Regions from separate parts of the Homo sapiens genome. Here region 2 is linked to region 1. The links are chromatin loops, found by intact Hi-C in ENCODE. Cell type or tissue: GM12878. All regions are shown on one strand. Each heading gives the region's core, and the rest is flanking DNA. Links, peaks and the distances in the headings are about the cores only. Region 1 has its middle 37 kb from the start of GTF2IRD1. Region 2 overlaps GTF2I (general transcription factor IIi).

What was found. A loop is a pair of places that touch in the nucleus more often than their neighbours do. Peaks named below come from ENCODE experiments on the same cell type or tissue, not always from the same donor. Only the 100,000 strongest peaks of a DNase experiment are listed, where the experiment ranks them.
Region 2: a loop joins it to region 1, with 4 times the contacts of the local background. A loop is called at or near these places in 14 of 110 quality-filtered maps.

What each region holds. Positions count from the first base shown.
Region 1 is chr7:74,408,522-74,424,807 of GRCh38, reverse strand. No RefSeq gene overlaps it. Among named protein-coding and RNA genes, the nearest start is that of GTF2IRD1, 37 kb to the left of the region's middle. RefSeq lists a silencer at 7,183-7,312. In GM12878, for the core only: a CTCF peak has its summit at 7,237 (motif pointing left); no DNase peak of the experiment used is centred there.
Region 2 is chr7:74,702,575-74,718,860 of GRCh38, reverse strand. GTF2I (general transcription factor IIi) reads right to left here. Exons shown (of 35, transcript NM_032999.4): 7 at 13,643-13,697; 8 at 12,428-12,471; 9 at 7,752-7,829; 10 at 3,945-4,004; 11 at 1,911-1,967. All of the region lies in intron 2 of GTF2I-AS1 (GTF2I antisense RNA 1), which reads left to right. Among named protein-coding and RNA genes, the nearest start is that of GTF2I-AS1, 18 kb to the left of the region's middle. In GM12878, for the core only: a CTCF peak has its summit at 8,785; no DNase peak of the experiment used is centred there.

The sequences.
Region 1 (16,286 bases), core at 4,121-12,120:
ACTCCACATGTGCTGGACACAGGCATGATGCCTGGCCAGTGGGCGCTGACACAGGTCACCTTTCCTCAGCAGGGCTGGGCACTCCCAGAGGGCAGGGACTGTGTTGTCTTCCCTATGTGACCCACGACTCCTTCCCCGGGAGTTCCCTGTGTGGGGCTGAAGTGACTGTTGGTGCTCCATAAGGCACCTGGGGATCTGAAGTCACTTTGCTTCTGAGGTCCATGTCTCCGCTAGCATCACATAGAGCACCTGCTTCGGGCAGGGCACAGTGGCAGACCCTGGGCACAGAGGAAACAGATCTGTTCTCTCGGAGGGAGTCTGGCTGAATGCCGGGGGAACCTCAACCACTGGGGGGTGGAGTTGCCAACCAAACACATCCCAGCTACAAGCCTGAGGCATCCCGTCCCCAGCCTCATGGAGGATTCCCAGCCAGACCCATCCCCAGCTGCCCCCAAAGTTCACCTGCTCATAAACGCACTCTTTATGATTGTTTGTTTTTGTTTTTTTTGAGACAGAGTCTCACTCTGTCGGCCAGGCTGGAGTGCAGTGGCACAGTCTAGGCTCACTGCAACCTCCGTCTCCCTGGTTCAAGTAATTCTCCTGCCTCAGCCTCCTGAGTAGCTGGGATTACAGGCACCCACCACCATGCCCAGCTAATTTTTGTATTTTCAGTAGAGATGGGATTTCACCATGTTAGCCAGGCTGGTCTCAAACTCCTGACCTCAGGTGATCCAACTGCCTCGGCCCTCCCAAAGTGCTGGGATTACAGGCACGAGCCACCATGCCCAGCCCATAAACCCCACTCTTTATTTTTATTTATTATTATTATTATTATTTTTGAGATGGAGTCTTGCTCTGTCGCCCAGGCTTGGCACGATCTCGGCTCACAGCAGCCTCTGCCTCCCGGGTTCAAGCGATTCTCCTGCCTCAGCCTCCCAAGTAGCTGGGATTACAGGCATGCACCATTAGGCCCGGCTAATTTTTTGTATTTGTAGTAGAGATGGGGTTTCACCATGTTGACCAGGCTGGTCTCAAATTCCTGACCTCAGACGATCTGCCCACATTGGCCTCCCAATGTACTGGGATTACAGGCATGAGCCACTGTGCCCAGCCTTTATTTTTTTTTAATTTTTATTTATTACTATTACTATTTTTTGAGACAGGGTCTCACTCTGCCACCCGGGCTGGAGTGCAGTGGCGTGATCACAGCTCACTGTAGCCTCAACCTCCCAGGCTGAGGCGATCCTCCTGTCTCAGCCTCCTGAGTGGCTGGGACCACAGGTGTGAGCCACCACACCCAGGTAATTTTTAAAATTTTTAATAGAGATGGGTTCTCACTGTGTTGCCCAGGCTGGTCTTGAACTCCTGAGCTCAAACGAATTCTCCCGCCTCGGCCTCCCAAAGTGCAGGGATTACAGGTGTGAGCCACCGTGCTTGGTCATAAATGCCCCCTTTAGTGGCTTCTTCCCCATCCCACTCCTCACAGGTGTCCTGGGATCACCTCCCAAACCACGGCACCCAAATTCTCTGGCTCTGCTTTTGGGGAATCCAAACCAAGATGGCAGAATTTCCTATTTCTCTGAGAACAGCAAACTTGAACGGGGTTTTGGAGAGGTGGATTCGTCACAGTTTGCCACGGAATGTCACACTTCTCCTTGAATAGGGAGCCGAGTGGCTGCTCTGAGCCACTCAACACACTGCCCAGTCCTTCTCTCCCTTTACCTCTGCCCTTTCTTCTCCAAAGCCCTCCCTCAGCCAGCTGCAGTGGCTCATGCCTCTAATCCCAGCTACTCGGGAGGCTGAGGTGGGAAGATTGCCTGGGGCCAGGCATTTGAGACCAGCCTGGACAACAGAACAAGACCCCATATCTACAGGAAGTTAAAAAATTATAAGGCCGGGCGTGGTGGCTCACACCTGTAATGCCAGCACTTTGGGAGGCTGAGGTGGGTGGATCACGAGGTCAAGAGATCAAGACCGTCCTAGCCAACATGGTGAAACCCTGTCTCTACTAAAAATGTGAAAATTAGATGGGCGTGGTGGCGTGCACCTGTAGTCCCAGCTACTCGGGAGGCTGAGGCAGAAGAGTCGCTTGAACCTGAGAGTCGGAGGTCGCAGTGAGCCAAGACTGCGCCACTGCACTCCAGCCTGACAACAGAGCCCACCTTGGCCTGTTATACATATAACTTTTTTTTTCATAGAGACCAGGGTCTTGCTATGTCTCCCAGGCTGGCTTTGAACTCCTGGGCTCAAACAATCCTCCCACCTCAGCCTCCCAAAACACTGGGATTACAGGCATGAGCCACAGCACCTGGCCAAAAAATTTAAAAATTAGCTGTGTGTGGTGGTGTGTGCTTGTAGTCCCAGCTACTCAAGAGGCTGAGGCAGGAGGATCGCTTAAGCCCGGGAGGTCGAGGCTGCAGAGTGATGATTACACCACAGTACTCAAGCCTGGCGACAGAGTGAGAGCCTGTCTCTAAAAAAAAACAAAAACAACAACAACAACACACAAACAGGGGTGGCCACATAGAGTTTTGTGAGGATTGAATGAATGCCTGGAAGATTAAAAAGTAATCACTGAGAAAAAAAAGGACTTTCAGGCTCAGGATATGAAAGAGCCAGGCCAAGCATGGTGGCTCACGGCTGTAATCCCAGCACTTTGGGAGGCCAAGGAGGGCGGATCACTTGAGGTCAGGAGTTGGAGCCCAGCCTGGCCAACATGGTGAAACCCCACCTCTACTAACAATACAAAAATCAGCTGGGCGTGGTGGCGCATGCCTGTATTCTCAGCTATGTGGGAGGCTGAGGCAGGAGAATTGCTTGAACCCAGGAGGCAGAGGTTGCAGTGAGCCAAGATCACTCCACTGCACTCCAGCATGGGCGATGGAGTGAGACTGTGTCTCAAAAAAAAAAAAAAAAAAAAAGCCAGCAAAGATTTAAAATCAAGAGTTTTCTTTATAATCATGAAAAATAGTTCAGATAAAAGAAATTAAAAGACTAGCAGCACCAATAAGATGAATACCTTATAAATGAGAGGGCTAATGTGTATTACAAAGTTAAAATCAGCAAATACAAAATTAAAATGAAAAGCTATGAAGTTGGTCTTAAAAGTTACTCTCCACAAGAGATAAAAGTTAAGAGGTTTAAAATAATGATAAAGTGACAAAATAAATGTGATTTAAGAAGATAGATGATCAATGCCTCAGGTCTGGGATTAAAAGATTAAAAATACAAACATTAAAGACGTAAGTCTGAGAAGATGGAGATGACCACCCAGGAGACAGAGAGACGGTGCAGAGAAGGGGACCGCAGATGAAGAACTGGCATTAGGGAGAAAGAATATCTTGTTTCTTTTCTTTTCTTCTTTTTTCTTTAAGAAGATACTGGGGGTCAGGCAGGGCGTGATGGCTCGTGCCTGTAATCCCAGCACTTTGGGAGGCCGAGACAGGGGGATCACGAGGTCAAGGGATTGAGACCATCTTGGCCAACATGGTGAAACCCTGTCTCTACTAAAAATACAAAAAAATTAGCTGGGTGTGGTGGCGCACACCTGTAGTCCCAGCTACTCAGGAGGCTGAGGCAGGAGAATCAGTTGATCTCAGGAGGCAGAGGTTGCAGTGAGCCGAGGGCCAAGGTCACGCCACTGCACTCCAGCCTGGCGACAGAGCAAGACTCTGTCCAAAAAATCCCCAAAAAGATACAGTGTCTCACTATGTTGCCCAGACTGATCTCCAGCTCCTGGGCTCAAGTGAGCCTCCTGCTTCAGCCTCCCAGAGTGCTAGGATTACAGGCATGAGCCACCGCACCTGGCCCATATTTATTTTCTGAACAAGAGATAAACTTTCAAGTAAAGAGGACTGAAATAAAAGAAAGAAAGAAGGAAGGAAAGAAAGAACAAACGAAAGAAAGAAAGAAAGAAAGAAAGAAAGAAAGAAAGAAAGAAAGAAAGAAAGAAAAACAGCTTTATTTATTTATTTATTATTTATTTATTTGAGACAGGGTCTCGCTCTGTCATCCAGGCTGGAGGGCAGTGGCATGATCATGGCTCACTGCAGCCTCGGCCTCCTGGACTCAGGTGATCCTCCCACGTCAGCCTCCCCAGTAGCTGGGATTACAGACATGTGCCGCCATGCCTGGGGTTTCACCATGTTGCCCAGGCTGGTCTCGAACTCCTAAGCTCAAGCAATCCTCCCGCCTCGACCTCCCAAAGTGCCAGATTACAGGTGTGAGCCACCATGTCCAGTACAGAAAAGTTGTTTTAAAGAAAACAATTCTGGGTGGATCACCTGAGGTTAGGAGTTGAGACCAGCCTAACCAACATGGTGAAACCCTGACTCTACTAAAAATACAAAATTAGCTGGGCGTGGTGGCGCATGCCTGTAATCCCAGCTACTTGGGAGGCTGAGGCAGGAGAATCGCTTGAACACGGGAAGCAGAGGTTGCAGTGAACAGAGATTGCGCCACTGCACTCCAGCTTGGGTGACAGAGCGGGACTCCACTTCAAAATAAAGAAGGAAAAAGAAAGAAAGAAAAAGAGATAAAGGAAGGGAGGAAAGAGAAAGAAAGAAAGAGAGAGAAAGAGAGAAAGAAAGAGAAAGAAGAAAGAGAAAGAAAGAAGGAAGGAAAGAAAAAGAAAGAAAAAAGAAAGAAAGAAAGGAAAGAAAGAAAAAGAAAGAAAGAAGGAAAGAAAGAAAGTGGGTGGGCAGAAAGGAAGGAGGCAGGGAGGGAGGAGGGAAGGAAGAAGAGAAGGAGGGAGGGAGGGAAGGAGGGAGGGAGGGAAGGAGGGAGGGAGGGAAGGAAGGAAGGAAATCAATTAATTAATAGAGTTACTAAAAAATATTGAATAAATAAATGAAGAAAACTATAGCCAAAAGCTTGAACATTTCGGATCAAGATGGTCAAATAAACTCAAATTACAAAAAAAAAAAAAAAAAAACAAAAATGAGGACAATTAGATGACTTGGAAAGGGTACAGAAAGAGGACAGTTTGTCAGGATGCGGGGGCAACCTGGCAGTGTCTGGAGCTCTGGGAGAGCAGTTGAGGTGGAGTGCAAGATTGAAGATGGAAGTTTGTGCAGTGGTGGAATTGATCAATCCGTCTGACAGCCACTCGTGGGCACCTGTGTGCCACGCCCTGGGCTGAGAGTCAGAGATGTGGGGGTGGCAGTGGTGGCTCATGCCTGTAATCCCAGCAATCTAGGAGGCTGAGACAGGCCAATCGTTTGAGCCCAAGAGTTCGAGACCAGCCTGGGCAACATGGCAAAACCCCATCTCTCTAAAAATACAAACAATTAGCTGGGCATGGTGGTGCACACCTGTAGTCCCAGCTACTTGGAAGGCTGAGGCAGGAGGACGGCTTGAGCCCAGAGATGAAGGCTGCAGTGAGCTGATTGCACCACTGCACTCCAGCCTGGGCAACAGAGTGAGACTCTGTCACACACACACAAGGAAAAAAACACACAAAAATTTCAGTTAGGAGGACTAAGTTCAAGAGATCCAAGTACAACATGGTGGCTATCCTTGATAACAATGTGTTCTAAACTTGCAAAGTACCAAGACAGTGGATTTTAAGCGTTCTCAGCACACTCCCCACAAAAAGACAAATGAGGTAATGCATATGCTAATTAGCTTGATGTAGCTGGTCCACACTTTATACATATTTCAAAACATCATATTGCACACCATAAATAGATACAATTTTTGTCAATTTAAAAAAAGAGGTTAGAGATATGTTGCGGTGCACACAGAGCACTCCCCTCTAGGGAGAGAGGTGTGAATCAAGTCCCCGATGGGCGCGTCTCTGCAGGCCGTGAAGAAAAAGTGTGTGTGTGTGCATGTGTGTATGTGTGCACAAGTGTGGATGTATATGCATGTATATGCGTGTGTGTATGTGTATGTGTATGTATATTGTTTGTGTGTATATATGTGCATGTTTGTGTATGTGAGTATACATCTCTTTGTGTGTAACGTGTGTATGTGCGTGTGTACCTGTGTACATGTGTATATGTGTACATGTATGTGTGTCTGTGTGTATGTGTATTTGTCCGTGTGTACATGTGTCTGTAGTGTTTGTGTGTCTGTGTATGTACGTGTTTGTGTATGTGTATGAGTTTTTGTGTATGTGTACGTATTTGTGTGTGTCTGTGTACGTGTCTATAGTGTTTGTGTATGTATGTGTTTGTGTATGTATATGTGTATGCATGTGTGTACGTGTGTACATGTATGTGTGTACGTGTGTGCATGTTTATATGTGTCTCTGTGTGCGTGTATATATATATGATGTGTACATGTATGTGTGTCTCTGTGTATGTGTGTATGTATCTGTGTGTGTGTGCCCATGCATGTGTGTGGGTCACTTGGAAAGGCCTGGGGGTGTGGGGTTGGAGGCAGGATCTGAGGCCTGAGCTGGGGGTGGGGGACAGGGCCCAGAGTGTGATGAATATGATGGACCCCAGGCTGCGGACCCGGTGCGGGGCTGTGAAGGTGCTCCTGGTGAACTCCAGGCTTGGGGCTGCTGGGAAACCGAGGCACAGCTGTGCGTGGGGCCAGCTGGAAATTGTGGCAGCGGGAGAGGGTGGCTGGGAGGGGGTCTAGACGGGGCTGGAGCCACCCTGGAGGCAGCAAGTCCTTCCCTTTGCTGGTAGCTCCAGAGAAAGGGCCCACAGCCTTACCCAAGGTTCCAGAGAAGCTTCTAGAAGTGAGCATCCTGGTTATTCGTCCTATACCATGTTCCTTCTGAATTTACACTGGACCCCAACTTCAGTCTCAAAACACTTCCCAGCCTCTCTTGGGGAGTGGGAGCGGGACCAGGGTGACTGCCCAGCTGAGGTTGGCAAGGGGGACGTGATGGGAGGGTTCAGGACTGAGAAAGTAGGCCAGGGTCAGCTCTGTGGAGGGAGCCCAGCCTGCGGGGAGGGGAGGCAGTGCTGTGCGGGAGGAGGGAGGCCAGGACAGTCCTGGCCCGGCACGGTCCCAGAGAGGGAATGAATGTCCACGCCCTGGCCGGCCTCTCTCCCAGGGATGGAAGTGTGGACACACACGGATACTCACAGAGAGGCCTGAACCAAGTCTGGGAGGCAACAGGGACAGGGAGCTCTGGGACTAGGAGCCGGGACACCTGGGTCCCCGTTGTTGCTCCCACGTGCAAAGCTGGCCTGTGTCTCCAGCCTTGCAGCCCTAAAGCCCAGTCTGGACAGAGGGTGGAATGGACAAGCCGCAGTGAGAGGGCCGAGGGTGACACCTGCTGGTAAATGGGAGGCATCACAGGCAAGACTTGGCTGGTGGGTCTCTTGCCGCCCAGGGGTGCGTGGTGTCACCCACCCTCCAGCCTCCCCTCCTGTTCTTCACCCCAGGACCCCACAAAAGGAGAAGGCAAATGTTTCCCGATCAGACCTGGAGGGTTTGATCAATGTCTCCCTCTCAGGCAGAGCAAAGAGAAGTGGGGCAAGAGAAGTCCCAGTTTATTTTTTTGAGACGGGGTCTTGCTCTGTCATCCAGGCTGGAGTGCAGCGGGGCTCACTGCAACCTCCGCCTCCTGGGCTCAAGCCATTCTCCTGCCTCAGCCAACCAAGTAGCTGGGATTACAGGCGCCTGCCGCCACGCCCGGCTAATTTTTGTATTTTTAGTAGAGATGGGTTTTCACCCTGTTAGCCAGGCTGGTCTAGAACTCCTGACCTCAAATGATCTGCCTGCCTTGGCCTCCCAAAGTGCTGGAATTACAGGCATGAGCCACTGTGCCTGGCTAATTTTTGTATGTTTAGTAGAGACAGGGTTTCACCATGTTGGCCAGGCTGGTCTCAAATTCCTGACCTCAGGTGATCTGCCCTCCTCGGCCTCCCAAAGTGCTGGGATTACAGGCGTGAGCCACCGCGCCTGGCCTAGAAGTCCCGGTTTCTGAGCTTCCCTCAACATGAGACAGACACTGTGTTGGAGGGGGAGGGTTGCAGCAGTGGTTGTCGCCATAACCCCATGCCATGGAGATGCCTTCCAAAGGCCAGTACTGTGAACCTTGGGGCGGAAGGGTCATGAGGACACCCCGCCCCCTGCTTCAGACCACACTGGTTCAATCCCCACCCCCAAAACACTGATGCTCCAAGCTTTATTTAATTTTCCCAAAGCTGGACCCAGGGCCACATCCCAGGAGTGACCCAGAGAAGGATGTCCCCCCAACCCCTACCCAAACCATGATTCCCAAGATGTTCAGCTGTGACCCCTGCCTGGGGCTTATGTTACCACTTTATAGATGAGAAAACTGAAGCTGGGGAGGGAAGGGCTCTGCCCAGGGCCACAGGCTGGTTACTGCCCAAGTCAGAGTTGGAACTTGGGTCTCAGCTGCTGCAAGGTGCTGCCTTTTTTTTTTTTTTTTTTCTGAGACAGGGTCTTGCTCTGTTGCCCAGGCTGGAGTGCAGTGGCACAATCATAGCTCACTGCAACCTCGACCTCCCAGGCTCAAGCAATCCTTCTGCCTCAGCCTCCTGAATAGCTGGGACTACAGAGTGTGCCACTGTGCTTGGCCAGTTAAAAAAAAATATATATATATAGGCTGGGCGCGGTGGCTCATGCCTGTAATCCTTGCACTTTGGGAGGCAGAGGCAGGTGGATCACCTGAGGTCAGGAGTTCGAGACCAGCCTGGCCAACATGATGAAACCCCCCCTCTACTAAAAATACGAAAAAATTAGTTGGGCGTGGTGGTGGGCGCCTGTAATCCCAGCTACTCAGGAGGCTGAGGCAGGAGAATCGCTTGAACCCGGGAGGCGGAGGTTACAGTGAGCCAAGAACGCACCACTGCACTGCAGCCTGGGCAACAAAATATATATCTATATAAAATATTTAAAAATATATAAATATATATAATATTTTAAAAATATATATATTTAAAAATATATAAATATATATATATTTTTGGTAGAGATGGGACTCTCACTATATTGTCCAGGATTGTCTCAAACTCCTGGCCTCAAGCGATCCTCCCATCTCTGCCTTCCAAAGTGCTGGGATTACAGGTGTGAGCCACCACACCTGGCTGAAGCTGCCTCTTGATCACAAATCTACAGTCCTGTGAGTTATAAGGTGGTACTAGGCAATTCACCTACATCAGAATTTATAAAAGGAGGCCCCAGCTGTTGGTGATGAGAAAAAATGAGCGAGGAGAATTGCTTTAGGGCACTGTCTTAACCTCACACTATTGAGGCTCTAGGTGGGATAATTCTTTGTTCCGGGGCTCTGTCCTATGCATCGTAGGGTATTTAGCAGCATTCCTGGCCTCTGTTCCCTACATGCCGGTAGCATGCCCCCGTTGTGACCACCAATAACGTCTCTAGACATTGCTAAATGTCCCCGAGGGGGCAAGTATCCCCGGTTGAGAACTACAGGTTTGGACAGAGCTGTGTGGCGAATCCCACCTTCCAGGCGAGGGTGGGGTTGCCATCCCCCAGCTGAAGCCTCATAGGCGGGGTGGGCCTCCTTGGAGAGCTTGTTATCCCTCCCTGGCAGTGGATGGGTGCCTAAGATTTTAGGTCCTGAATTGAGGCTATGTTTGCGATTCTTTTTTTTTTTTTTTGGAAACAGGGTCTTGCTCTGTTGCCCAGGCTGGAGTGCAATGGCATGGTTATAACTCACTGCAACCTTGAACTCCTGGGCTCAAGTGATCCTCCTGCCTCAGCCTCCCTAGTAGCTGGGACCACAGGCATGTAGCACCATGCCCAGCTTTTTTTTTTTTTTAGATTTTGGGGTCTGGCTATGCTGCCCAGGCTGGTCTTGAACTCCTGACCTCAAGCGATCCTTCCACCTCTGCCTCCCAAAGTGCTGGGATTATAGGCATGAGCCACCGCATCCAGCCTCGCCCACTTTTTGAGAGCATGATGAAGTGGAAGGGCCTGTCCAAGTTTTTCTCCAGTAACGGGCAGGTCAACCCCTACTTGGAGAGGTTTAAGGACAAATTGGGAGAGAAAAATAAAGTTGCTGTTAAGACTATGCCCTGTGAATCCTGCTTGGATCTTTGCCTTTGGCATTCTGCCAATTATATTTTATATAATGTGCGTAGATGTGTATTTCCTTTTATTTTTATTTATTTATTTATTTTTGAGATGGAGTCTGTCTCTGTCACCCAGGCTGGAGTGCAGTGGCACAGTCTCAGCTCACTGCAACTTCCACCTCCTGGGTTCAAGCGATTCTCCTGCTTCAGCCTCCCAAGTAGCTGGGAGTATAGGTGGTGCCACCACATTGGCTAATTTTTGTATTTTTAGTAGAGACGGGGTTTCACCGTGTTGGCCAGGCTGGTCTCGAACTCTGGACCTCAGGTGATCCGCCTGCCTCAGCCTCCCAAAGTGCTGGGATTACAGGCGTGAGCCACTGTACCTGGCCTGGATTTCTTTTTATTTATAATATTTGGAGTTCTTTTTTTTTTTTTTTTTTGAGCTGGAGTCTCACTTTGTCACCCATGCTGGAGTGCAATGGTGCGATCTCAGCTCACTACAACCTCTGCCTCCTGGGTTCAAGAGATTCTCCTGCCTCAGCCTCCCGAGTTGCTGGCATTACAGGTTCCCACCACCAAGTCTGGCTAATTTTTGTATTTTTAGTAGAGACAGGTTTTCACCATGTTGGCCAGGCTGGTCTTGAACTCCTTACCTCAAACGATCTGCCTGACTCGGCCTCCCAAAGTGCTGGGATTACAGGCGTGAGCCACCGCGCCTGGCCTGGATTTCTTTGTACTTTGCATTCACATCTTTCATCAATTCTGGAAGTTTCTCAGCTGTTTCCTCTTTAAATAATGCTTTTCTTCAATTCTATTTTCTTTGCCACCCGATTAGACCTATGTTAGGCTTTTTATTTTATTTATTTATTTTTTTGAGATGGAGTCTCACTCTGTCGCCCAGGCTGGAGTGCAGTGGCATGATCTCGGCTCACTGCAAGCTCTGCCTCCTGGGTTCACACCATTCTCCTGCCTCAGCCTCCTGAGTAGCTGGGACTATAGGCGCGCACCACCACGCCTGGCTAATTTTTTGTATTTTTTAGTAGAGACAGGGTTTCACCATGTTAGCCAGGATGGTCTCGATCTCCTGACCTCATGATCCACCTGCCTCGGCCTCCCAAAGTGCTGGGATTCCAGGCGTGAGCCACCGCGCCCGGCCAAGACTTTTTATTTTCTTTGTGTGTTATTTATTCAACAAATTATTTGTTGAGCATGAATCCAGGCACAAGTCTAGGCATTTGGAATATGTAAGCTCGCCGTGTGGTTTACATTCTAGATTCTTTTATTTTTAATGTTTTTATTTAGAGACAAGGCTTCACTCTGTTGCCCAGGCTGCAGTGAGTTGACATGATTATAGCTCACTGCAGCCTCCAATTCCTGGGCTTAAGCGATCCTCCAACCTCAGCTTCCAGAGTAGCTGGGACTATAGGCATGTGCCACCATGCCTGGCTAATTAAAAAACAAACAAACAAACAAACAAACAAACAAAAAACCACATTTGTTTATAGAGATGGGATCTTGCTATGTTGCCCAGGCTGGTCTATAACTCCTGTGCTCAAGTGATCCTCCCATCTCAGCTTCCCAAAGTGCTGGGATTACAAGTGTGAGCCACTGGGCCCAGCCATCATGCTACTTTTTTTGCATAGCTCACACTAAATAAAGATCATCACCATATCCAGGTTTCTTCTATCCATAATGCTTACAATTTTCAAATGTCTGAGATGTCATGTCTTCTAGATTTTCCTGGAAGAATATTTTCTTTTTCAAAAAAAGGTCTTGTTCTGTCACCAAGGCTGGAGTGCAGTGACACGATCATAACTCACTGCAGCCTCCAATTCCTGGGCTCAAGTGATCCTCCTGCCTCAGCCTCGCTAGTAGCAGGGACTACAAGTGCACACCACCATCCCCAGCTAATTGTTTTATTTTTTTGTAGAGATGGGGTCTCACCATGTTGCACAGGCTGGTCTCAAACTCCTGGACTCAAGTGATCCTCCCACCTTGTCCTCTCAAAGCACTGAGATTACAGGCATGAGTCACTGCACCCACCCCTGGGAGAATATTTCCTAAGAGTGTGCTCTATCTGGGTATTTTTCACTGTGGAACCTCAAGCAGGGTCTGGGGTCTGGGCTGTCTTGTAATTTTCTTTTTCTTTCTTTCTTTTTTTTTTTTTTTGGAGACACAGTCTCACCCGGTCACCCAGGCTGGAGTGCAGTGGCGAGAACTCAGCTCATTGAAACCTCACCTCCCGAGTTCAAGTAATTCTTTTGCCTCAGCCTCCAGAGCTCCAGAGTAGCTGGGACTACAGATGTGCACCATCACCCCCAGATAATTTTTGTATTTTTAGTAGAGACAGGGTTTCGCCATATTGGCCAGGCTGGTCTCGAACTCCTGACCTCAAGTGATCCACCTGCCTTGGCCTCCCAAAGTGCTGGGTTTACAGGCATGAGCCTCCCCGCCCGGATAGTCTTGTCATTTTCTTCAGCCTCAGATGTCAGAATCTTAGTGGAGGCGAGGGATAATAGCAGATAAGAGCACTCTCCAACCTTCACTCATCCCTTTACTAACGCCTTACAGCACAGTGGAACTGCTGGTGAGAAAACAGGAACAGATTGGAGCCCCAATCCAGGCTGATCTTGCTGAACCACAGACCCAGCCAGCTGTTGCTGGCCCCCTAGATCCACATTCAATCCCCTACTGTTTTTTTTTAAAAACAGTTTCACTTTTTTTTTTTTTTTTTTTTTTGTATTTGAGACAGAGTCTCACTCTGTCACCCAGGCTGAAGTGCAGTGGCACAACCTTGGCTCAATGCAACCTCCGCCCCCCCCCGGGTTCAAGCGATTCTCGTGCCTCAGCCTCCTGAGTAGGTGGGATTACAGGTACCCGCCACCATGCCCAGCTAATTTTTTTTTTTTTTTTGTATTTTTAGTAGAGACGGGGTTTTGCCATGTTGGCCAGGGTGGTATTGAACTCCTGGCCTCAAGTGATCCACCTGCCTCAGCCTCCCAAAATGCTGCGATTACAGGCGTGAGCTGCTCCCAGCCCCCGTACAACTTTTAAATCAAGTGACATCAAACAGATTCATTCACCCTCTGCCCACACCCTGCAGTCTAGTGCAGTTGCTCAAACAGTTCTTGGTAGGTTTTTCCTACTTTATTCTGTTAACATGATAAATTGCACTGATTGAGTTTTTTCCCTGAAATTATTTGAACCATTAAAAATATTCATTTATTACTGTTCCAAATTGTATTCCTAATACACTTTGGTGTTATTGTTATTTTTATTTATTATTATTATTATTATTATTATTATTTTGAGATGAAGTCTCGCTCTTGTCCCCCAGGCTGGAGTGCAATGGCACGATCTCAGCTCACTGCAACCTCCGCCTCCCAGGTTCAAGCAATTCTCCTGCCTCAGCCTCCCAAGTAGCTGGGATTACAGGTGCCTGTCACCACGCCCAGCTAATTTTTGTATTTTTAGTAGAGATGGGGTTTCACCATGTTGGCCAGGCTGGTCTCAAACTCCTGATCTCAGGTGATCTGCCCGCCTTGGCCTCCCAAAGTGCTGGGATTACAGGTGTGAGCCACCATGCCCGGCCTTTGATGTTATTATTAACAAATAATAATTTTTCATACTGGTATACATGTGAAACCATGGCAACTATCATAATGTAATTTTTTTTTTTTGAGACAGGGTCTCACTCTGTTGCCCAGGCCGGAGTGCAGTGATGAAATCATGGCTCACTGCAGCCTTTAACTCCTGGGCTCAAGCTATCCTCTCATTTTGGCCTCCCAAAGTGCTGGGATTACAGATGTGTGCCACCATACCCGGCTAGATTTTCCTTTCCTCCTTCCATCCCTCTCTCCCTCCCTCTCTCCTTCCTTTCCTCCCTCCCTCATTTTCCTTTTCTCTCTCTTTCTCTCCTTCTCTCCTTCTCTCCTTCTCTCTTTCTTTCTTTTAGACAAGGTCTCACTCTGTTGCCCAGGCTGGAGTGCAGTGGTATGATCACAGCTCACTGCAGCCTCAATCTCCCACACTCAGGTGATCCTCCCATCTCAGCCTCCAAGGTAGCTGGGCATACACCACAGGCATGCACCACCACACCTGGCTCATTGTTTCCCCCCATGGAGTCTTGCTCTGTCACCCAGGCTTGAGTGCAGTGGTGTGATCTCAGCTCACTGCAACCTCTGCCTCCTGGGTTCAAGTGACTGTCGTGCCTCAGCCTCCCAAGTAGCTGGGATTACAGGCACCCGCCTCCATGCCCTGCTAATTTTTAAAAATATTTTTATAGAGAGACAAGATTTCACCATGTTGCCCAGGCTGGTCTCAAACCCCTAAGCTCAAGTGATCTGCCTGCCTCGCCCTCCCAAAGTGCTGGGATTATAGGCTTGAGCCATGGCGACTGATCCGGCTAATTTTTAATATTTTGTAGAGATGAGGTCTCACTGTGTTGCCCAGACTGATCATGAACTGCTGGGTTCAAGCAATCCTCCCCCACCTCAGCATCCCAAAGTGCTGTCATTACAGGCATGAGCCACCATGTCCAGCCTTTTCTTCTTTTTTTAAGTTTCCTTGTTAGTAGACAAGGATAGCTTTCTTTTTCTTTTTCTTTTTTTTGAGACAGTCTCATTCTGTCACCAGGCTGGAGTGCAGTGGTGCGATCTTGGCTCACTGCAACCTCGGCCTCCCGGGTTTGAGCCATTCTCCTGCCTCAGCCTCCCTAGTAGCTGGGACTACAGGCGCCTGCCACCACGCCCAGCTAATTTTTGTACTTTTAGTAGAGACGGGGTTTCACTGTGTTGGCCAGGATAGTCTCGATCTCTTGACCTTGTGATCCGCCCGCCTCGGCCTCCCAAAGTGCTGGGATTACAGGCAGGAGCCACAGCGCCCAGCTTCTTTTTCAGAAAGTATCTTAGTGAGGTGAAGGGCACATAACGTTAATTTAATCACTGCATAGAGGCCCTAGTACATTTACAATGTCATACAGCTACCACCTCTACCATTTCCTTCCTTTTTGTTGTTTTTTACTGTTTCTTGGTCAGGTGAATTCCAAAACATTTCCATCACGCAGTTCCTCACCATTTTTTCCTTAGCCCTTGGCCTCTGGCAATCGGCAATCTGCCTGTTCTCCATGGATTCGTCTTTGTGGATATTTCACGTAAGTGCAATCATATAGTACGTGACTGTGTCTCCCTGTTTTCACTTAACAGGATGCTTTGGAGGTATATCCATGTTGTAGCAAATATCAGTGTTTCATTCTTTTTTTTTTGGTGGGGGGGCAGACAGAATCTTGCTCTGTCGCCAGGCTGGAGTACAGTGGTGCAATCTCGGCTCACTGCAACTTCTGCCTCCTAGGTTCAAGTGATTCCACTGCCTCAGCCTCCCAAGTAGCTGGGACTACAGGCGTGCGCCACCACGCGTGGCTAATTTTTTGTATTTTAGTAAAGATGAGTTTTCACCATGTTGGCCAGGATGGTCTCGATCTTATGACCTTGTGATCTGCCTGTCTTGGCCTCCCAAAGTGCTGGTGGCTTGAGCCACTGCGCCCGGCCCATTCTATTTTTTTTTTTTTTTTTGAGACGGAGTCTCGCTCTGTTGCCCAGGCTGGAGTGCAGTGGCGTGATCTTGGCTCCCTGTCACCTCTGCCTCCCGGGTTCAAGCCATTCTCCTGCCTCAGCTCCCTGAACAGCTGGGATTACAGACCCACACCACCAACCCAGCTAATTGTTTTGTACTTTTAGTAGAGATGGGGTTTCACCATGTTGGCCAGGCTGGTCTCGAACTCCTGACCTCAAGTGATTTGCCTGCCTCAGCCTCCCAAAGTGCTGGGATTACAGGTGTGAACCACCACGCCTGGCCGTTTCATTCCTTTTTATGGCCAAATAATGTTCCATTATATGGATAGACCACATGTGGTTTATCCATTTGTCTGTTGATTGGACCTTTATTTCCACTTTTTGGCTATTACAAATAATGCTGCTATGAACATGTGTGTACACAATTTTCTGTGGAAATGCTTTAATTTATCTTGAGTATATAGTTAGGAGTAAAACTTCTGGGTCATATGGTAATTCTGTGTTTAACATTTTGGGGCTGGGCATGGTGACTCATGCCTGTAATCCCAGCCCTTTGGGAAGGGTGAGGCGGGAGGATTGCTTGAGCCCAGGAATTTACAACCAGCCTGAGCAACAAACATAGTGAGACCCCTGTCTCTAAAAAAAAAAAAAAAAAAAAAAAAAAAAGTAAACAAACATACTTTGAGGAACTGGTGCAGTGGCTCACGCCTGTAATCCCAGCACTTTGGGAGGCCAAGGTGGGTGG
Region 2 (16,286 bases), core at 4,936-12,935, 290 kb before region 1:
CTAAAATGACATTCATTATTAAGCATGTTTCCATATGTTCCAACATTTTACTGATTTGATACTCCAAAAGCAGCCTACTATAAAAATCCACTGGCATTTTCATTCATTTCATATTAATGAAATTAAAATTTGACCCTTGTCATTATAAATAGGGATAAAAGAAAACAAAAATTAGAAAAACTCTGGAAAAATTTAGATGATAACATGTTACCTGCAGAAATTGACTCAAAAAAATCCCATAGTCTTGGAGGAATGAGGATATGACAAAGTCACAATGAATTTCCTGCCACAGCTAGAAGATGCTCGGATAGAAACAAATGCTTTCTACTTTGGTTAGAATTTCTTCTCTCCTTTCAGAAATGTGAGGAGTGGTTTCTACTGTTCAATAAAACCACAACCCAGGCTTTACAATGGAGACTTTCCTATCAAGAGACTGAGTGTCACAAGTGCACACAAGACTATATCCTCTGGCTTTGTATGCAACATATTTCAAAAATTACAAAGTTCATTCATATTTGTTCCTACACAAGACAAATGTACATCAGAGTGTTAGTGCTAGAAGCTTATAGAGTATTTTCATTAGTTCTCTTTCATTGTGCAAAGGTTGAGAGATTAATTGATTTGCCAAAGATTATGTTTACTTGTTAGTAAAGGAATAAAGGCCAGAACCCAGATTCGATTCAACTTTGTTAACACTGGAATATGACAGTAAAAATGTCCTAAAAACGCAGTCTTCAAGGTGCAGTACCTGCCGGCGGGGCTGCAAGGCGGTGAGCCATCGGTACTGCCCAATGAGCCCTCGTACTGCACATGATCTATTACCTAGGTCTTGTTGTTCTAAATCCCGCCTATTCAAAGCTGAAAACTCTGTCACTCAGAAGATACCCACCTCCACACAGTAAAGCATACAACATTCACCCACACAATCTTCTATAAAAAGGGCTGACAGGGAAATGTAACCAACGGTTTACAATGAGCATATCAGTATTTTTGAGAGAAATGTATTCCAGGGAGAAACCCTAATTCTATAATTGAATTTGGAGAAACCAGCCTATACTGGGGAACTTTTAAGATTGCCTTTCCCTCAAAGAAGGTAAAAGATCAAACAAATGTTTTTTTTTAATTAAAATAAAAATGTAAATACAATGGAATATAAGCAGTTACACAACAGACTCCTCTTTTCATTCTAGAAAAATAAGGGATAACATGACCAATTTATGAGAGAAATAATTCTAAAACAAGATTCAGTTACCTTACCAGTCATTTTCCTTGGGAGAAATCTACAAAAATTTGTGTGGAACCGTTTAAACACCTTGGAAATAAGAAGCCACCCTACATGATAAGTTGAACTCAGGATTCTAAACAAAAAGAACTGTACCTCAGTCAGGCGTTCAATTCTAAAACCAAAGCTGTAGAGCTGGTAAACTGACAAAGTCATTTATGGAGTAGTTGTGAGTACAAAATAAAGGGAGAAACTCTCTCCTGTATAAATTTTATGTAGACTAAATTCCTACCCTACTAAGAGACTAGAAGTATTAAAAAATACATTTGAAAATAAAATATGAATGGAGCTAGTAATTTTAATTCTGAAACACTGAAGCTATTCTTCCTTAAAAGATATTTAATATGGCACAAGAAAACCAGGACAAAAAAAAAAGTAGCATTTTGCATCATGTAAGAGCTTTACTTACCACTTAGTTTCATTCCCATAGGCTTTATTAATCAGTATGGTCAAAGAAGTATATTACATCTTAGAATTTTTAAAAAAATAATAACCTGTTGGCTAGGAAGGCATACCAAGGGAATCACCTTTTATTTCCAAATAAGGTGTTTTAAGGATAATAGAATCTATAAAATAGAATAAACATACAACAAATAGTGGAAAATATGCAATCTCTTTTTCTCCTAACCTTCTGCTGGTACTTCCATTTCTGTGCCTTCATTGCCCTCTGAAGAATGGTGGCTTCCTAAAAAGAAAATAAACAACATATAATAAACCAATAAAAACTGACATTGAAAGATGAAAGAGAATCTAGGTAACAATGCAAACAATCTAAGACATAATAAACATATGCAAAATGATTGTCTAACTCTTTAGCAGTTAAGTCGAACAATGTTTTCTAATTCAGAAAAGAATACAACGCTTCTATTTGGAAGCTAAAAAAATTATTTGAAAACACAAATACAGAGTAGACCTAAGTAGGTTTGGGGATTTAATATTAGTTACTATAACTACATGATAAAATTACTAGATATTGGAATCTGAGGAAGCAGAATTATGCTTCAAGTACCATGCTCATCTGTCAAAGACACACATACACAAACAGATCAGAGTAAATGCTTGCTGTGATCAGACACTTAATTAACTCCCTATAAATAAGTTCAGGGTTTGCTGTGGAATGTTTCATGCTTTCCATTTTCACTATGGTGAAAGCCATGGAAACTCAATCCCCATAATTTCATCAAAGTTGTACTTAAAGGAAACTCGTAAGTTAAAATTTAAGATACTACCTTTAGTCTCAAAAGCATTTTAAGTCAGGTAATATAATCTGCCTGCTTCTAAAAACTGGAACATAAAGCAATGATCAGTTAGGCAGTCACAAGGTGAACAGGCTCATCCTACTAGAGCAGAAGTTTTACTCACAAAAAGGAAAGGAAGAATCTAAGACATCAGAGAGCCACTTAGGATTAAGAACGCAAGCTGCCCCCTAATTTGTATCCTCTGTCCTTAAAGATCTGAGCTACTAACATGGAAAAGATTGAAAAACACTGCCTTTAAGTACCAAAAAAAAACATATTACCTATTAGTAAGAATACATCGCTTGAGGGGAAAGGAAGCAGATGTTCATCTCTTTTGTCTTATCTATTGAGAACTAAATTCAGAAGCTATACTAAAAGTAAGATATGTTATAAATGTATTTTATCTTGATTTTTAAAAAGCAATGCTTACGGTCTGAAAAACTGTCATTTGGTAGCTAATATCCTTGAATTAAAAGTCCCATACTGAGGTCACATCTTTTTGGTTCTCAGTATCTAGCTTTAGCATGTCACAATTATCTGGGGATTCTTTTCCACTTACTTTATATTGTGAAAACTCACCTGAACTCAAACTCTAGGTAAATCTACAAACCTATACCTATGAGTCACTCTTTAATTCATTTTTAAAATATGCTTTCTCTACACACTTCCTTTCTCTTTTTTTAATCTTAATATTTGAATTTATGGAGCATTAAGTTATTTGACTGTAAAAGTCAAAGAAAAAAGAGATGTGAGGTCAAAGGAATGAGAGTGAAATGATGAGGCCAGTAGGTAAAAAGTAAAATTTCAGCAAAGAATAACAGTTAAGATGATTGTTCGTGTAAGCAATAATTCTGTATGTCTTTTAAAATCTGAAATAAACAATTACATTTACATTATATGCTAAGCCTAAAGAAAATACATCTTATGCACTCAAAGCCAGAATAGATAGAAGTAAATGCCATTACTAATAGCCTATGAGTATCAAGTTTGGGAACACTGTAAAAAATTGCCAAAAAGGCAATCAATTCGAAACTTACAGATTAACAAGTGCTATTTCAGAATTCTTCTAAATACTAAGTATCAACCTGACCTTATCAATATTTGCATCACTAACCAATAAAACAGTAACCTGGCTTCTGACTGTTCTGAGATAAGGTATAAATGTGTACTTTACCTTCAATAGGAAAGTGTGTCATGTACCCATTTCGAGATTCATTACTAGATTCACAAAAGGGAAAATTGATTTTTGAAAAATTGTTGCTTGTGAAGTTCATTTATATGTTAAAAAAAGGCCAATACATTTTTTTCCTTTTCCATTTAGAAAAGTAATACTGTACTTATAAATATTAAAACACAGTCTGTGCAATATAAGGAAACATTAAACACAAGCAGTATGTGGGAGAATGGAAGTGAAAAGATTATACCTTGCAAAGGCTTCGATAGGGGCTGTTTTTCATCAACATCATCAGTTTCAGAAGGGCCTGCTTTGGGATACAAAGATAATACTTCAAAAGTAATCCCCCCCAAAAAAAAATGTGGGGTGACTTTAGTCAACAAATTTGGGTGAGATACATGGAATGGCCTTTTTATAAATAAAAAGAAAAAAATTAAAAAAAAAAAAGACTGACAAGATGAGCAATGTCAATTTATGGTCTTGGTGAATGGAAAAATGTAATCAGGTGAATTCATATGTAAACAGTCAAAAGAAATTTTGAAGATGACTGGACATATGGATTGAATGGGAATGGTATGTCTAAAATGGAAGATGTGGGTTTTTTAAAACAGTACAATGTTCATAACAGTAAACTGTAACTTTTACTTCATACAGATTACAAATGCAGGTTTATCTCACAGGTTTATTTGTTTCTTCTTTGGCAAATATTTGCTTACTCTTTTGTCATACTGAAGAAAAATGCAGAACCAAATGTTATATACCTTCCTTAGAATCTCTAAAATAACGTAAACCATCTCCTTGAATCTCTACTGAAATAGAAATGTGACAAACTAACAGCTATTAATTCATTCTCCCTTTCTTCCAGCACAGCGGGCACTTTTTCTAATAAGGTTCTTTCCAAAACACAGAAAGTACTCTGAGTTAAATTCAACTTCACAAACTGCTATATTTTGACAACACATTTACATGTTATCATCAAACTTTTTAATGATTAAAATAATAATAGTTTTAAAATAGAAAACAAAACATTGTGTTTTCAATGGCTATTTAATATAAAACACATTTTGGCATTAATATGACCACAGTTCAGTTAACTATCTCTGAAGAGAATTGGGAAAACATCCGAAGTTGTTTGAAAGGCTTCATTCTCTAAAGCCTAAGAAATTTCACAAAGATGCACCACACTACACATTACAGGCAAAGGACACATCAGAGAAAAAAATCAATTGCATGAGAAATAAAGAAATAGTTTCTATTTGGAATCTCAAAGAAGAGCAAGTCTTGGAATGTAGACTCCTAAATTCAAATGCTAGATCCACTGCTTCCTAGTCTTCTGACTCTGAGTAAAATATACAGAGCTCAAGAAAAGGAAGATGTGCTATTTACAGGATTTAAAAATGCAACCTTAGTGAAGGCTACTAATTGACCTCTAAGTACTGCTTTAGTTGCTCTTCACAAGTTTAACTATGTGGCATTCTCAATATTCTGGTCTAAATATTTTTAATGAGGCCCTCATTAAGTCAATTACAAGCATGTTTCCTAGGATTCCCACTGTGTATGTTTTCTATTAATAATTTAATTTCAGTATGTTCAGAGAATTTATTAAGACTGTGAACAAGTATACAGTCAATTTTTATAAATGATTCATGCTTTGTAAATAAACTTATTTCTTGGGTACACAGTTTTCTATAGTTAGCTTACATATATTAACTGTAGTGAAAATATTCTATTTAGCATATAAATGTTAAAAGAGTATTCATCAGCTAGACGTATATCATTGGTTAAAATCTCCCACATGACTGTACATATCTATAGAGACTTATAATTTGTAAATAATTTTTACTTTTACTGTGAGGATACATAGTTAGGCACATACAAACTAATGGTTGTTATATCAACTTAGTGACCAATTCCTTTAAATACGACATAGTCTTATTCTATCCTGCTACTACTGTTTTTGGCTTCCAATATTGCTAAACTATATTTTTTTTAGTTGGTATTTACTCAAAATACCTTCACGTATCACTATACTTTCAAATTATTTTAATGTCCCATATTTGAATTTTATTCACCCTAAAAATGGTACTTGATTTTATTCACCCTAAAACATACTTAACCTCCACCTCTCAAATGCTTGAGGTGCCTACCACTCATTGAGAAAATCAACACATTCCCAACACTCACATTTGAATGTCACTATTTTACAGGAGCACTGAGGTGCACAGAGAAATATATCCAAGCCTATTTTGGAATACAAAAGTTTTAGAAGAAAACATCAATGTCTTTATGTAGAAGAACGAAAAAACGAACTGTATTATAATCACACAGTGTAACTACCATGATGACATGATTAAATCTACTTGTGACAAAACAGATAAATCCCAGCTGAGGCAGAGAATTGCTTGAACCCGGCAAGCGGAGGTTGCAATGAGCCGAGATCTCACCACTGCACTCCAGCTTGGGCGACAGAGCAAAAATCCATCCCCACCCCCACGCCAAAAAAAAAAAAAAAAAGATAAATCTTGAAAACTTAAATTGAGTGACAGACTATACTCAACAACACATACAGTGTACCACTGTGTAAGCTTCACTCAGGAAGTGGCATATATAAAACAATAAATATGACATGACACACACACACACACACACACACACACACACACACACACACACACACACTCCCGGGAGAATATTTACGTAGTAAAGCACATCACCATCAGGAAGGACAATTCTCAGTTTTCAAGATCATGGTTAACTTAAGAATAGAGAGAAAAGTGGGGATTTGGGGGAGCCCAAAGAAAGGCTTCAATGAAATAGTTACACGTTGTTTCTTGGAGGGAGGAGAGAAGAGACAAATACTATGGTTCACTAAACCTGGGCAGACTGATACTATGCTTTTAGGTTTTAAATATTTCATTTTAAAAAAGCGTGTTAGCCCCTGTAATCCCAGTACTTTGGGAGGCCAAGGCGGGTGGATCACCTGAGGTCAGGAGCTCGAGACCAGCCTGGCCAACATGGTGAAACCCTGTGTCTACTAAAAAACACAAAAATTAGCCAGGTGTGTTGGCACACACCTGCTATCCCAGCTATTCGGGAGGCTGAGGCAGAAGAATCACCTCAACCTGGGAGGTGGAGGTTGCAGTGAGCCAAGATCGCGCCACTGCACTCCAGCCTGGGCAACAGAGTGAGACTCTGTCTCAAAAAAAAAAAAAAAAAAGAGAGAAATGAAGGCCTATGTCCACACAAAAGCCTCTACACAATGTTCATAGTACCTCTATTTGTAATGGCCCCAAACTGGAAGAACCCAAATGGCTATCAACAGACAAAGAAATGAATAAATTTTGACTCAGGCATACAATAGAATACAAATCAACAATCAAATGGAATCTACTACTGATACGTGCAACGCTGTGGATGAATTTCAAAACAATCATTTGAAATGAAAGAAGCCACACTGCTCCCCGGCCCATGAAAATAGTCCACATTTTATTATTTCATTCATAAGACTTTATAGAAAATGCAAACTAACCTAAAACAGAAAACAGATCCGTGTTGCCTGAATACTGGGCAGGGCAATGAATAACAAGGGGACACAGGAAACTTTTGGGGTTATAGATATTTCATTATCTTGGATGCAATGAAGATGGTGTATTAGATATGTAGATGGCAAAGCTAACCAGATTTTTTACTTTAAGTGTTTAATATACTATAATTATGCAGTGAGAAAAAATTAAGCTGACATTATCTGCATTTGCCTAATAGGTTTGTTTTATTTTGCAACACTAGAACCTGGGATTGAATTCTAAATTGTGCCACAACTTTTGCTCATCCTTTTAAGAACACAAATGGCTATTTTACATATCCCCTCTGGATTGTCTGAGTTGATCTTTTAGCCCCATTTTTAAATGTTTTATCCCCGGGACTGAATTACAATATATATGTCAATCAAGAACTGATCAATAAAATATTATTTAAGAAATTAAAGCAATTGATGAGCAAATTTTAATTTTAACCACGAATAATTTTTAGAAAGAAAAATTGCATTAATTCAAATTACCTTGAATGTTATATTGATAATAATCAGGATCTTCTGATTCTTCCTTTACTGTCACAGCTGCCATTTCCAGGGAAATGCCTAGAAAAGCAAATGCAATGATATGATTGCATGTGAGAACTTTCAGCTAGATTGTGTAGGGAAATCCTCTCTGCCCTCCCTATAAATACAGCAATGCATATTTATTTTAAGTAAAGACTTTACGTCTTTGAAAAGACAAAAGTTTGCTAGGTAGCAGAAGGTAAAAAATCACTATAATCCCAGCCAATGCAAAGTTTTAACCATTTATTAATATTCTGCAATTATGTGCTGCTCTTTTCTCCAGCAAATTCTTATCTTTAGAATCAAAGAAAATTTTACCACACTCCCTTTTCACTTAATATTAAAAATACTTTTATAAACCATTGAAACACACTTATAAACATCAGTTTTAATAACTCAGTATTCCAAAGGAGAGATAGCATAATGGTCAACAATTTCAATAATGAGATACATTGGTTTTTTTCTGCCTAATACATCCCTTTTATTACAGGGATTTGTGTAAGGGTACAAAGCACACCTTTCTGCATAAAGCTTTGCCCACAATTAGGACAGATGATTTGAAGCAGACCTTTGTGGCCAGATACAAAAGAGTACATGTTGTGTAATTCCACTCATATGAAGGTCAAAATAGGCAAAAGCAATCGATGTTATTAAAAAGTTGACTTTGGGAAGGGCCAAAATTGTGCCACTGCACTCCAGCCTGGGTGACACGGCGAGACTCCCTCTCAAAAAAAAAGAAAAAGAAATGAACAATGCATGGGTGCACATACACATTTCAGACTGAGATATTCAACCACAGTCATACCAACCCTAACACAAACGAAATCGTGAGCTCTGACTTGGGCAACTTTGTAAAGAATATTTTCAACTCTAGAGAAAGAGCTCAAAGAGAGTTAAATTGATATACAAAGGGTATGCATCCCTGAAGCAACAAGCAAAAAAAGGAGTTACTCCATTGCCTTCAATCACCAAGGGGAAAGTGTTTTGCTGCTACACAGTGGTGGCAGAGAACACTGCATCTGAGACCTTTGCAACTCTCTGGGCTAACTTAGCACTTTCATGTCCATCAGTAAAAGTTAATAGAAAATTACAGCTAACAGCCAGGTGCGGTGGCTCGTGCCTGTAATCCCAGCACTTTGGGAGGTCCAGGCGGGCGAATCACCTGAGGTCAGGAGTTCGAGACCAGCCTGGCCAACATGGTGAAACCTCGTCTCTACTAAAAATACAAAAATTAGCCGGGAGTGGTGGCACGCACCTGTAGTCCCAGCTACCCGAGAGGCTGAGGCACAAAGATCACCTGAACCCAAGAGGTGGAGGTTGCAGTGAGCGGAGATGGTACCACTACACTCCAGCCTGGGCGACACAGCAAGACTCCGTCTCAAAAAAAAAAAATAAAGAAAGAAAGAAAATCACAGCATTACAGCTAACAAAAAAGGCAGATCCACTGGGGATTCAGACCCTTCAGGAATAAAAATTTGGGTCACTCCAATTGGCTAAAGAACCTTACACATACTGGCTGGGTGCAGAGGCTAATGCCTATAATCCCAGCACTTTGGGAGGCTGAGGCGGATGATTACCTGAGGTCAGGAGTTCAAGACCAGCCTGGTCAACATGGTTAAACCCCGTCTCTACTAAAATAAATAAATGAATAATACAAAAATTGGCTGGGTGGCACACGTCTGTAATCCCAGCTGCTCGGGAGGCTGAGGTGGGAGAATCGCTTGAATCTGAGACACGGAGGTTGTGGTGAGCCGAGATCGCACGACTGCACTCCAGTCTGGACGACAGAGTGAGACCTTGTCTCAAAAAATATAAATAAATAAAAATAAAAAGGTAAATCCAAAAAAAAGTCTGGTAAGCTGCAGAAACGTAGACTGTGGCGACTATGCCTATTGTCTTCCTTGTCTGTTACAAATGTGTTTGTGTGAAGATTATATGCTTGCATATACTAACTATTCTCTTCTGTGTGGTAGTATTTCACAATAGTTTGGCTGGAAGTTTCCTTTCCATTTGTCCATTAGACTAGAGATTACTCAAATAGGTTTGCACTGCATTTAAAGAGCAGGTAACATAGCTCGCGACTGGATTTTCAGTCAGTCTCCCAGCGATGGGTGTGACTGCTGGAACACTGTGTCCCCCCATTTTGAGGAGAGAGTAAAAATGGATTTCTTTGTAGGAAGTAAAGTTGCATCTCTTTAGATGGAACAGTTGTCTCGTTGTTGTACAGAAGGTCAAATGTGCAGGGAAGGGTGTGTATATATGCTGAGCAGCCAAAGAGAACAGCCTGGGCCACCCACAAAACTGATGTCTCTCAGTTGCAAACCCATCCTCTGGGTTTCTGCTGAAGTTTGAGCTCTGCATAGCAGCTGGCTCCATGTGAGTCTCTGCCACAAAGATACACTACAGAGAGAAAGGCTAGAGGAGGAGAAGAGATCTGGGCCTTCCTTTTGGCTTCTTGTCTGCATTCTCATCCCAAAAAGGTCACTCCTTGGTACCCTCGTTCAGCCTGGCCAAAGCAGGCCCTCCCATCACAACAGCTGTGCCCGGCTGGCAATGTCTCCAACACTACCAGAAGCAGCCTCACCATGCCCCTCAGCCACCAGCACCAGCCAAACACTACCCCACCTCAGAAGTCAGATGGAAAGCTGATGGGGTGGCAGCCACTGCCTAGAATTGTTCCTTAAAAAAAACCTTAGTATTCTCCTTAAGGTTACAAAGTTAACAATTTTATAACCAGTTAACAATCTGTTTTTGTTTGTTTTGTTTTGAGATGGAGTTTCACTCTTGTTGCCCAGGCTGGAGTGCAATGGCACGATCTTGACTCAATGTAACCTCTACCTCCTGAGTTCAAACGATTCTCCTCCCTCAGCCTCTTGAGTAGCTGGGATTACAGGCGCCCACCACCATGCCCTGCTAATTTTTTTTGTATTTTTAGTAGAGACTGGGTTTCACCATGTTGGCCAGGCCGGTCTCCAACTCCTGACCTCAGGTGATCCACTCGCCTCAGCCTCCCAAAGTGCTGGGATTACAGGTGTGAGCCACTGCACCCGGCCAACAATCTTTACATTAAATTTTCTCTGTTCCAATAACTGATATGGTTTCTGTCTCCTGGCTGCACCCTGGCTATAAATGTACATCTTATTTGCAGGATAAATTAAGAATACAAAGATGCAAAGTGTAAAAGAGAAAAAAAAAAACCTATAATGATGCTGATGTGTACATAAAGACAGTTGAAAGAATTCAATTAAACACATGGGGTTTCTGAATTCAGCATGTTTCTTTTTAGAAGCAAACTAAATATTCAGGAGATGAATATATGAATTAAGGGGAAACATTTGCAAAATGATGATTTTTTTTGGCACAATCTACTGAAAACCACACAAAAATTTGAGATTTCCTATGGAGTGAAAATAAAGAAAAAAGAAAAACCTTCTGTAAAACCAGCAAACAGTGTAAAAGACTCAAATACCTTTTCCAAAAAAGGATAATTCAACACTTTCTTGCAGCTCTCCCAAAATACACTTACATACATAAAAGCTCTCATTCACATGCACGCACACACACGTTAACGCGGCCCTACCCTCCTCCCCAACAACTCATTCGAGATGCCCTTAGATGGGGTGAAGCGGGGCAGGTGGCTGCCCAGGAAGCATGGCAGAATGAGAAGGCTGACAAAGGGCCGGGGAAGGGGCTGGGGAAGCTGCCGAGGGCCTGGTCAGACAGAGGGAGATGAGGGGGCAGGCAGGGCGGTGACAGCCCACTAAGGAGTGTCCCGTGTGAATAAGGGGCACAGGGCCGAGCAGCGGGAGGCTTGACAGTGGCACTAGGACACAGGATAACACTGGGAAATGATGAAATAAATACATATGCTGAGAACATCTGGGTGCCACGGTTCTAGGACAGAACAGAATTATAAACGGGGGCCGGGCACGGTGGCTTATGCCTGTAATCCTAGGACTTTGGAAGGCTGAGGCAGGAGGATCACTTGAGGTCAGGAGTTCAAGACCAGCCAGGCCAACCTGGCGAAACCCCGTCGCTACTAAAAATACAAAAATTAGTCGTGCGTGATGGCGTATGCCTGTAATCCCAGCTACTCGGGAGGCTGAGGTGGGAGAATCGCTTGAACCCAGAGGCAGAGGTTGCAGTGAGCCGAGGTCGTGCCACTGCACTTCAGTCTGGGTGACAAAGCAAGACTCCATCTCAAAAAATAAATAAATAAATAAGGAATTAAATAGCAATTTTATTTGAGAATTGAAAATGGTCTCCTTGGAGAGTGGAAAACAGGAGTGCAGAGAAGGAAGGTGGAGACGAAGGGGGCATTCTATTGATTTTTGTAAAAAGCACTATAGAACAGCTGACCTCTTACATTATATGTCTGTACAACGGGAAAAAAAAATACATTTTATCTACAAACATATGTAACTGGCAAAGAACTCTGCCTACCACTTACTGAGCAAATTACCTTTCTGGGTCTTAATGTGATAACATTAACAAATAGTGTCACAGTTGGAATACATTAGTAGTGACTGCCTCTTTCTTATCAAAACAAAACAATAATTGAGTCAAACTATAAACTTCTACACTAAGGAAAAGTCTTCCTTAATTTCACCATTGATTCTAAAAGTGCTAGTACATACCAGAATCTTCTGTGGGTTCAGTTTTCACTTTGATGGGGCCACAACTGCAAGGAGAAGAAAGCCCTGATCAAGCCACGTGCTGGTGACAGCCATTCCCACAGCATTCAAAGTCTCTGGGTCTCAAAGTGTTAAGATCCCTCCCTTGACCAAGGTGGGTGCAAACCTGACTCAGCTTAAAACTGACATATTTATTTATTGCATAAATAAGAGTTATTGGGCCGGGCACAGTGGCTCACGCCTGTAATCCCAACACATTGGGAGGCCGAGGCGGGCAGATCACGAGGTCAGGAGTTCAAGACCAGCCTGGCCAATATGGTGAAACCTCATCTCTACTAAAAATACAAAAATTAGCCAGGCGTGGTGGCGCTCACCTGAATCACTTGAATCCGGGAGGTGGAGGTTGCAGTGAGCTGAGATCATGCCACTGAACTCCAGCCTGAGCCACAGAGGGAGACTCTGTCTCCACAAAAAAAAAGAGTTATCAACTGAACTTAGTACTTCAATTTCTATCTATCTTTTGGGGAAAAAAGTACAATAAAATACTACAGAGTAGCATATTAAGACTTATCGGGCCAGGCGTGGTGGCTCATGCCTGTAATCCCAGTACTTTGGGAGGCCGAGGCAGGTGGATCACCCGAGGTCAGGAGTTCGAGACCAGCCTGGCCAACACGGTGAAACCCCGTCTCTACTAAAAATACAAAAAAATTAGCTGGGCATGGTGGCACATGCTTGTAGTCCCTGCTATTTGGGAGGCTGAGGCAGGAGAATCGCTTGAACCCAGCAGGGGGTCAGAGGTTGCAGTGAGCCGAGATCGCGCCACTTCACTCTAGCATGGGCAAAAAGAGCAAAACTCCATCTCAAAAATAAAAAAAAAAAAAAAGAGTTACCAACTGAACTTAGTACTTTAATTTCTATCTATCTTTTGGGGAAAACAGTATAATAAAATACTACAGAATAGCATATTAACTTCCAAATACCACTCTAAGGCCAATTCACAGTGTGACCAATGCCTCTGGCTTTTCCCAGGAACTCTACTATTCAGAAATACCAAGTCAAAGAGGGCATGTTCACAAGATCCCCAAATGATATCCTTGCCTATTAAACTTTAAGATGTGTGACATGAGGCCTTTTTAATATTCTGATATCTCAATTATCTAACAACTAAAACTTTTTGAGGTGTGGGAGTTAAACAGCAGTAATGAAATTAGGTTTTACCTTCCACCTGGAGATAGTATTGACCTGTCAGCATCTGTTACCATCACACGACCACCTACATACAAAAAAAAAAAATTGGAGTTAGTTTTTCAACATTTCAAATATAATATGTCTAAAGGCTTTAAATATAGAATTAGTGGGGTAGAACTAGGCTTTGCAGCTCTGGATCACACCAGAATAAACACTGCTTTTCATCCCTTCACCCAACCACAACCTCCTTGAATGAAAAAGCTCTTATTTTCATCAGTGAGAGAAATGCAGAAACATACCATTTGTCTAGTAAGATGGAATATGGAGAATATGACTCTGCTGACATATAAATGATGAAACAGATTTTTTTTTTTTTTTTTTTTTTTTTTTTTTAGAAACAGGGTTTTACTCTGTTGCCCAGGTTGGTGTGCAGTGGCATGATCATAGCTCACTGCAGCCTCCAACTCTCGAGGATCAAGCAATCCTCCTACCTCAGCCTCCTGAGTAGCTGGGACTACAGAAGCATGCATTACCACTCCCAGCTAATTGTTTTCTATTTTTTGTAGAAATTGGATCTTGCTATGTTGCCCAGGCTTATCTCGAACTCCTGGCCTCAAGGGAGACTCCCACTCTGGTCTCCCAAAATGCTGAGATTAGGCTGGGCGTGGAGGCTCACACCTGTAATCCCAGCACTTTGGGAGGCTGAGATGGGTAGATTGCTTGAGGTCAGGGGTTTGAGACCAGCCTGGCCAACATGGTGAACCCCCGTCTCTGCTAAAAAAATATAAAAATTAGCCAGGTGTGGTGGCGGGCGCCTGTAATCCCAGTTACTCAGAAGGCTGAGGCAGGAGATTTGCTTGAGCCTGGGAGGCAGATGTTGTAGTGAGCCAAGATCATGCCACTGCACTCCAGCCTGGGCGACAGAGCAAGACTCCATCTCAAAATAAATAAAAAAATAAATAAATAAATAAATAAATAAAAATAATAATTAAGTTTAAAAAAAACTTTTAAGTCTGAAATTTAACATAAACATGATAAATATTTCTCCATCTTAAAAGAGATTTACACAAAAATCCTACCACTAACATCATACTTCATGGTCAAAGACAGAATGCTTTCCTACTAATATCACAAGGTGATGTCTGCTATCACCAATGCTGTGTGACATTTATATTCTAGTCAGAGCAACAAGAAGAAGAAATAAGAGGCACTTAGATTGCAAAGAAAGGGGTAAATTGTCTTGATTCTCACACAACATGATCTCCTACATAGAAAGCCCAGAAATAAACAAAGAGTCAAAAGACTTTCAACAAAGATAACAAGGATATCTTGAGGGAAAGGACGGTCTTTTCTGCAAATTGTCCTGGAATCATTGGATATCCACGTGCAAAAAGATGAATTTATACCTTTACCTTGTATAATATACAAAAATGACCTCAAAATGAACCATAGATCTAAATGTGAGAGTTGAAGCTATAAGACTTGTGGAAGAAAACACAGAAGTCATATCTTCATGCCTTTGGGTTTACGCAATGGTTTCTTGAATATGAAGTCAAAAGCTTAAGTGAGGGCCAGGCGCAGTGGCTCACGCCTATAATCCCAGCACTCTGGGAGGCTGAGGCAGGTGGATCACCTGAGGTCTGGAGTTTGAGACCAGCCTGACCAATATGGTGAAACCCCGTATCCACTAAAAATACTAAAGTTATCCGGGCATGGTGGCGGGCACCTGTAGTCCCAGCTACTCGGGAGGCTGAGACAGGAGAATTGCTTGAACCCGGGAGGCAGAGGTTGCAGTGAGCTGAGATCATGCCACCGCACTCCAGCCTGGGTGACACAGCGAGACTCTGTCTCAAAAAAAAAAGCACAAGTTAACAAAAGAATAAACTTATTTTTATCAAAATTTAAAACGTTTGTGCCTCAAAGGATACTACCAAGTAAGGGAAGAAGACAAGTTATACAATAAGGATAATGTAGATTTATTAGAATTGGAGAAAATATTCCCAAATCCTGTACTCCAGCCTGGATAACAGAGTGACACCATTGCAAAAAGAAAAAAAAAATTTTTTTTTAACAAATCATCAATTAGAGACTTATATCAAGACTATATAAAAAACAAGACTCAATAATAAAAAGACAAACAAACCCAATTTTTAAATGGGAAAAGGACCTAAATAGATATTTCTCCAAAAAATATGTATGGATGACCAATAAGCACAATTGAAGATAACACAAGCCTGTAATCCCAGCACTTTGGGAGGCTGACACAGGCGGATCACTTGAGCTCAGGAGTTCCAGACCAGCCTGGCCAACACGGCAAGAGCTTGTCTCTACCAAAAAAAGGTTCAGAAATGAGCTGGGTATGGTGGCACACGCCTGTAGTCCTAGCTACTGAGAAGCTGAGGCAGCAGGATTGCTTGAGCCTGGGAGGTTGAGGCTGCACTAAGCTGAGATGGCGCCACTACACTCCAGCCTGGGCGACAGGGTGAGACCCTGTCTCAAAAAAAAAAAAAAGAAAGAAAGAAAGAAAAGTAAAAACACATCAACAATCACTAGAGAAATTTTTAAAAATCAAAAAAAATTAGATACCACTTCACATCTATTACAATGGCTAAAATCAAGAAGTAAGTTGGCAGCAATGTGGGGGTAACCCTCCTATCCTGCTGTGAGAATATAA